Linked DNA regions of Mus musculus: region 1 is linked to region 2. A link is a contact called in ENCODE Hi-C or POLR2A ChIA-PET data. All regions are on one chromosome and are shown on one strand. Each heading gives the region's core, a stretch centred on a gene start or an enhancer-like site at or near the end of the contact. The rest is flanking DNA. Distances are from core to core; before and after follow the strand shown. Region 1 overlaps Magi1 (membrane associated guanylate kinase, WW and PDZ domain containing 1). Region 2 overlaps Magi1 (membrane associated guanylate kinase, WW and PDZ domain containing 1).

Region 1 (3,644 bases), core at 639-3,138, 110 kb after region 2:
AAATCCCACCTTTGAACACAGAATATTGCCAAGGAGTTTAAAGTCTGAAATTTTGCCAGAAAGCCAAGTAAGGAATTTTGCATTTGTGGCGTATACATACACACATTATGTATATGCATGTGTTTATATATAGCTATATGCATTTGTAAATGAATGTGTACATATGACTAAAACAAACTAGAGAGACTTACTTTCAGCAAGTGCCAAGCCTTGACAATCCCAGATTGAAGCTTTTTCATTTGTTTATGCTCTGGCCATCCTGTGGTACCAGAACATGAGGAGTATCTAAGGCTACCACATAAAACTGTTTGGCGAAAACACATTTGCGTATTTGAATAGAGACACACAAATGAAGAACGAGACTGAGTTCTTAAATTTTGTTTAGGATTTTTTTTTTTTTTTTTTTTTTTTTGGCTTGGCGATCTTATAGAGGGGTGAGGTGCAGAGAGAGAGGACAGGCTCAGACAGACACTGAGAATTGTGTGACTGTGCTATATGCACATGAGGGAGTGGAAGAGTAGATGTGCCCCTGCAAGTAAGTGTAAAACCAGAGAAGGGCTGTGTGTCTTCCTTTATTGCTCTCTAACTTACTCTCTTGAGACAGGATCTCTCACTAAACCAGAAGCTCATTGGAGGAGGAAGAGGAGGAAGAAGAGGAGGAAGAGGAGGAGGGGGGGTGGTAGTAGTAGTTTGTTTGTTTGCTGGTTTGTTTGTTTTTTGCTAGGCTGACCAGAGAGCTCTCTGGCCTCCAATTCTGGGTTTACAGGCATGCACCATGCTCAGATTTTTCCCTGAGTGCTGAGGATTTGAACTCAGGTATTTGTACTTGCAGGCCAAGATCTTTTACTCACTGAACCATCTCCCCAGTCTCATGGTATTGGAGGATGTTTGTGTGCACTGTGTAAAGATTATCCTTGTATTATTCAAGAGCTGATTTCTGAACTGGCAGAGATCTGATTATAGGCCAGATTGGGTATTTCTAAGAATCTCCTACCTTAGTATTTTAAAAACATAGTTCTCCATCACCTTCTGATTGGTTAAAATAAAAAGCCTACAGTAAGGTGGGACTGGGGGGGGGGGGGCGCGGAACTCTGGGAAGGAGTCAAGTGGGGGAAGATTCACCACCCAGACTCAGGGAAGTCAGACTTATGAAACTGAGGAGAGGTAGCCAGACATGTAGCAGAGCACAGAATAGTAAAAATGGGTTAAAGCCAGGCATGGTGGCACACGCCTTTAATCCCAGCACTTGGGAGGCAGAGGCAGGTGGATTTCTGAGTTCGAGGCCAGCCTGGTCTACAGAGTGAGTTCCAGAACAGCCAGGGCTATACAGAGAAACCCTGTCTCGGAGAAAAAAAAAAAAAAAAAGTAAAAATGGGTTAATATAAATTAAGAGCTGGTTGGGGAGCAAGCCTAAACTAAGGCAGAAAGGAGTATAAATAAAAATAAGCCCCCATGTCATTATTCAGGAACTGGAGCAGATCATAGTCCTATCTTTAAAGAGTACACCTTCCACGTACTTTCTACTGAGCATCACCATACAAAGGCTAGGAAGCAGATACACACAGAAAACATGTGGAGTCCCTAGTGCTCCAGAGAGGTGTACATTCTGGCCCTGACCCAACAGAACTAACTTCATCAGCTCCATCTCATTATCTCTCACCAGCTCCAGGTCGCCATGGTGCTCCCAACTCCCCAATGACACACTGTGTCTTTTCCTGTATTATTAATTAACTGGCAAGTGTCAAGTTGCCAATGAATAAGACCATGAGAACACCAAGAAGCAGAAAAGCTGGACATCCACCCCCCACCCCACCCCACCCCCACTTAACTGACGCCTGATAATCTACAGACAAACCCTTCTGACACAGCATGCCACCACACAGTCCCACTGCATTCAACTGCACAGGAAGGGGAAATGATGCAAGCGCCAGGCTCACTGCCGGACTACATCCTAAGCTGCTGGCCTCACTGTGCCGTAGTGGTTAGCATGTCAGGCCTCACTGTGCCGTAGTGGTTAGCATGTCAGGCCTCACTGTGCCGTAGTGGTTAGCATGTCAGGGTTCATCCAGGACACTGGGGTAGAACTGTGCAGAGGCTGCATGCAAATGAGGAAGGATACTGCAGACAGGAAGAAACACCGTGTACACGGTGTAGACAGACCATTCCACTTCACTTGCTATACTTTCAGGGGGAGGGGATACAGGATGAGGATGGGGCAGAACACCTACATAGCTGTTCTCTAGATCTTACAGGGATTCCAACCCATGCGCCCTACTCTGAGCACAGTGCCACACAGCTGTGAGGGCATCTGGACCTTCTCAAATAAGTCTGCATCCCCAGGGACTTCACGCAGTCAAGCTGGAGACTTCCAGGTTGGGCCACACAGCATCAGGGAAACCAGGGACTTCAAGTCTTCATCTCTTCCCTCTATAAGTCCCCAAAGTGAGGACCCCCACTATGTGGGCCCTGAACCTGGTGAGTGCTACAGATACAGTGAAAGAAAACTAGCAACATCTTTAACCTTACCACAGCTTGGTGCCGAGCAATGAGGGGAATGGCCCATAAATGCTTAGCAACAGCTGTGCTGGGGAGCATGCAAGACTTCCTTTAAAAAAAAAAATAGTGGTCACTGAGATAGACCTATAGAACGGCCAGGGTTAACCAGGAATGTGGAGGAACGGCATGCCATAAGAGAGGAAAGGTGACTGCAATGGCCTGTGGCAGCATCATTAGAACAGTGTGGCATGACACTAGGGAGAGAAGCAGACACCAGACCTTAGAGGCTTTTACATATCCAGAAAGATGCTATCAACTCTGCTAAGTCCCTGCTGGCTTTAAGCAGGATACACCAAGTGAAGAGAAGAAGAAAACAAAAAGGTGAAGGGTTTTACTTGAAGAAGATGCAGACCCACAGACAATCCATAAAACAATTTCTCTTGTCTTCCCTTAGACCTAGGTCTACAACGTGGGTATGCGTGTCTCTGGTTTCAACCCTACAAGGCAAACCGTGTCTCTTTTCCTTTCAAAGAAATCAGCAAGAAGTAGCCTGGTGCTAAACCAAAACACCAACACTACAAAGCTGGTGAGTCCACCTTGTGACTGCTACAGGATGTTAGAGGATACGTGACGATCATTAAGACTCATAAAAATAAGGAGTACCCCAAATCCAAGCACTGTGCTTACATCATAGGGCACAATCATGCAACTATCACAAGGGGACTGAAAGGATTAACCCCTAAGAGTGACATTTAACACACAATAGGTGGCCCTTAAAGATCAACTAACTTTATACAGCATTGGTTCTCAGCCTGCCCTCGAGAGCACATTAACTCTTTAAGCCAGAAAAGGGAGAAGGGGGCAAAAATAAATTTATTATAAAAAAAAAAACTTATTTTTGGTGTGGATACAAAGAGCATGAAATTGCTTTTTATCCCTACTCTTACTCCACAATGGACCAGAAGATGAGGCGTCTTGAGTCTAGGCTGAAAGGAATCCCAGGGCTTATAACCATACACAGTGATCTGGGCGGTTCACAAAGGGCTCCCCTTGCCTAGCACCCTGTGAGCTCAGAAAGCCTGAGACTCCTGGTCAGCATGAGTCTCTGATGCCTAACAAAAGCCTGCAGCACACAGGAAAAGGTGGAA
Region 2 (4,223 bases), core at 1,313-3,812:
TGCACTGCCGTCCTGTTACAGTATTTTCAAGAACAGCGCCCACATACTCCTGTTTGAATACTCAGTCCCAAGTTGGTGGAACTGTTTTGGAAGAATTAGGAGGTGTGGCCTTGCTGGAGGAGGCGTGTCACTGGAAGTGGGCTTTGAGTTTTGGTATCTATGGATCAGGATATATGCTCTATGCTGCTGCTCCTTGCTTCCCACCATGATGGTCATGGACTCCTAGACCTCTGGAACCAAAGAGCCAAATAAACCCTTGCATTGGCCATGATGCTTTTTCACAAGAATAAAAAGTAATTATTAAAAGAGGTGGTTTAAATTACTCCCATTTGTAGATAACAAAATTTATCTCGGAATTGATCTACCCACTTGCCTAAAGCTCCAGCGCTGGTTACTGGCAGGATCTTATATGGCAGACTCGAGTTCACACTCGAGAACAGTCTAGCCTCCTCTCTCCTATTATACTCTTAACACTTGGTAACTCTCAGCAGACACATGAAGCCACCTATTCAATATACTTGTGATAAAAGCCTTAAATAAAATCCCCTTAAAGTCAAAATGGCAACAAGGTGACAAGAGTGGTCCCAGGGGTCCCATGAAAAGAGGTGCTGACCTCCTTAACATAGGAGGCCAATGACTATTTTGAGTGTGTGTGGGGGTGGGGGAAATCTGCTCTGCTCTCTCCTCACACACAGTCATCCTCTACCTCTGTAATCCATACCCAGGGTCCTGATGCCTCCTGGCAGATGTACCAATTGCTCCCAAACACCACTTCAAATAGATTACACTTCCGAGAAAGCATCACAAACAAATTTAAATTCGATCTCTGTATTAAAGGGCAAAATGGGCTTAGGGTGCAAATTGCACAGGAGTTGGAAAACTAGGGTTTTAATGCCAGTTTGCTTTTAATTTACCAGGTGGTCTTTAGCAAGCCAATAAACAACCTTCTGTCTTCAATTCCCCATATACAAAATAATTACCTAAACAGTAAAACACTGAGAGGCAGGGTGTATAGCTCAGTGGTAGGGAACCTGCCTAGTGAGGCCCATGTTGGAGTCTCAAATGGAAAACCAATTTTAAAGACCTAAAATTTTAAAACCACAGCACTGAAACTGTATTCATGAGGACTGTCAAGATCTTATCTACTAAGAGCATAAGCACAGCAAGGTTCAGCAGCAGTCTGTAATCTCAGTATGTGAGAGTCTGAGGCAGGAGGGTTACTAGTTTAAGGCTAGACTACCCCCCCCCCAAAAATCAAAGAATTTATTTACAAATTGGTTTTGTCATTCAATACAATAAATACGTATTTCAAGAGATTTCATCTGTCTTAATTCTTTACAACCTGGGTTTATTGAGACTCTGAAAAAATATTTAAGTAATCAGAAAGATAATTCAAGGTACAGATTTCAAGACAGACTAAGGGTGGATGATCACAGAAGGCCCAGTGTCAGAACTTCCATGGCACAGGGGCACTGAGGGAACAGAGCTCCCAGGAGACACCACTGTGAGCATGACTTTGGGCCACCACTTTTCCAGTACAAATTTTCTTACATGAAAAAACAGAGTTCAAGACTACCATAGCTGAGAGTCTACTGTAAAGAATCCATTCTACAATGGAGCTAACCAAATATGCCGCACTGTGTACAAGAACATTTAGTTACATTTAGCTTCAGAAATTAAATCAAGTAGATATGCTACTATCTCCTAGTCATAGATAATAAAGTCAGGGCACTGAGTTCATGGCCATTCATCCAAGGGAACAACTGAACAAAACTCAAACAGTTGAGACCCTGAGTTTTCCCAAGTATGAATGTTTCTGGGAACATGGGTCCTACATTAGCATTCAACCTAGAGAGCTGTGCCTCTTGGCCAAGGGTACAAGGAATCTTGTGTATGGGCCTAATGATATTTCTAACTTACAGAAGGAACTCAGAAGCATCCAAGCAGCCACATTAACAGGAGTAGCTTGGTAGTCCTAAGAACGTTAGTAAGCATTCACCAGATGATTTCCATTCAGGGTTAACTAACTGTGCATTGAGGAGACCGTGTTCTCTAGTTTTTGCACAGAAACTCATCTCCACTTATCTTTCTAAATTTACCCAAGTACCTGTGATAACTGCTCTGAAGAGGAGGTGATATTAAAATGCCTTCCATCATTCACAATGGCCATGGTACGGAGACATGAGAGCCTCGGCAAGGCTGATAGCAAAGGCTAGACCACGGGGGTGACGCCACAAACACAGTGATGAGGTCAGAACTGGGTCAGAGGGTGCATGTCCGTAGTCTCACCACTGGGGAGCTGGAGACAGATGCATGGTCAGTTTGAGACCAAGCTGGGGTACAAAGTCATATTTCCATCAGGGACCACACATCTCACTCTTCCTGTTCCTAAGCCATCTTCCGTGTGGGAAGTTCCTCAGCTTCCTGAGTGGCTGCCAACAGGAAACACATGCACAACAATAGCATCCAGAACATTCAATCCTGACAGGTAACTTTCTTTTCATGAATTCTGAGAATCACTCTGACCTACATATGAGCATGTGCGAGGAAGGTTAATGGGAACTGGTTGTGTAGACTCCCCTGGGAGAGTCCCTGGGCCCACCGCCAGACGCACTGGGCAGGCATTTCTTCAGATGCTAACAACAGAAGCCAAAAGAAAAGTCCTTTCTTATGTGGACATGCTATAAAAGAAAAAGAAGAAACAGCCCCAATGGACCAGAGATATGGCTAGGTCAGTAAAGTACTTGCCTAGCATGCACAAAGCCCTGGGTTCAAGACCGACCCAGCACTGCATAAAACTGGGTGTAATGGTGCATGCCTGTAAATCTAGCATTTTGGAGGTGGAAGCAGGAGTATCTGAAGTTCAAGGTCAGTATTGGCTACATGAGACCTCCAGGAAGGGCAGGGGAAGGGAGGAAGGAAGGGAGGAGAAGGGAGGGGAGAGGAAGGGAGCATTTCAGTCTGAGTGTTGGGTTGCCTGGTGACAGGGAATCCACTCTACAATGCTATCCTCTGACCCTCGATTCATAAGCCTACTCCAAACACAATTAACAGCAAATTTAAAAATATATATATACTTTCTTAATAAAAAGAGTGCTGCACAGATTTTGGCAGCAGGCCCAGCACACTTTTGAAGGAAATAGTGGTAAATACCCAAGGTCAACAGACTCTGAATAACTTAGGCCCATTCTTTTCAAATCTGGAAGAGTTCATCTGACTTAACTTCAAGTTGTAAGTTCCCCATCTAGAAGATGGTGAGGACTTTGACAAACCATCCTGTTGAGAATAAAAGGGACATTCTCTAAAAGGACAAAAGGGGGCAGAGTGAAGAAGAAAAAAACAGGAAGGAAAGAAAGTGTGCATGCAGAAAATTAACAAGTCCATCTCACAAGGAAGAAGTCAGGTGCACCTAGCTACCCACATGAGAAATTCGTAAAATTCTGTATCTTCCCAGTTTTTTTTTTTTTTAACATGGCACTTATTTATCAGCACAAATTATACCAAAAAGTTAAAGTCACCGGTCTGGAAGTACCATGGATCTTAAGCTCCAGAGCACAAATCAAAAGCTGTTATTAAACCTTAGCCAAGGGCTGGAGGGATGGCAGGCACAGAGGAGCAGTAATTCCTGGCTTGCACCAGGCCCTACGTGTGATCCCCTACAGTCTCTGAAAAGTAATTAATTAAAAAGGTAAATGAGAAGCTGGGGAGATAGCCTAGTCAATAAAGACTCCGCTGTGTAAGTGTGCAAATTAGAATTCTGATCCCCAGAATCCACTTAAAAACCAGGCACACACTGGAGGCTGCCTCTAATGACAGCTTTCAGGAGCAGTCACCAGGAATCCCAAGGACAAGCTAGTCAGCCAGACTAACCAAGTGGGCAAACTCTGGGCTCACTGAGAGGCCCAGGCTCAGTCAATACAGTGGAGCGTATTGAAGGACGATAGCTAACACCAACCTCAGGCTTCCACATGCCCGCCCACACATGCACCTGCACATAAATGTGCCAATACACATGCAGACATACATATACCACACATACAAAAGCAGATCCAGGAGTCCAAAAGTCTGCAAATGAAAATAAGGTATCAAAATTTCACCATACCAAAAAAAAATTATTGAAGTTAGGTTTTGTATTTGTATTTGTAAAGCAAGTTGGGAACAATTATTCAAAGTAAATTACTCCTACAACATTCTCACTAGCAATTTCTAGCATGAAGGAACAG

The links. Hi-C counts contacts between places; a loop is a spot of excess contacts on that map. ChIA-PET counts read pairs that join two places held with the same protein, here RNA polymerase II (POLR2A).
Region 1: a map of Patski shows a loop between it and region 2 (1.9-fold over the local background). The contact joins two enhancer-like sites. A Hi-C loop is called at or near these places in 1 of 37 maps with a recorded cell type or tissue (Patski). POLR2A ChIA-PET finds 5 or more read pairs at or near these places in 1 of 5 experiments (Patski).

Annotation. Positions count from the first base shown.
Region 1 is chr6:94,252,168-94,255,811 of GRCm38, forward strand. All of the region lies in intron 1 of Magi1 (membrane associated guanylate kinase, WW and PDZ domain containing 1), which reads right to left. Among named protein-coding and RNA genes, the nearest start is that of 4930511A08Rik, 17 kb to the left of the region's middle. Within about 2 kb of position 1,889, at least 1 of the 3 ENCODE cell types and tissues checked has a DNase peak (open chromatin) inside an H3K27ac peak, as active enhancers do.
Region 2 is chr6:94,143,214-94,147,436 of GRCm38, forward strand. All of the region lies in intron 1 of Magi1 (membrane associated guanylate kinase, WW and PDZ domain containing 1), which reads right to left. The region is part of intron 1 of 4930511A08Rik (RIKEN cDNA 4930511A08 gene); the gene reads right to left. Among named protein-coding and RNA genes, the nearest start is that of Gm52867, 83 kb to the right of the region's middle. Within about 2 kb of position 2,563, at least 1 of the 3 ENCODE cell types and tissues checked has a DNase peak (open chromatin) inside an H3K27ac peak, as active enhancers do.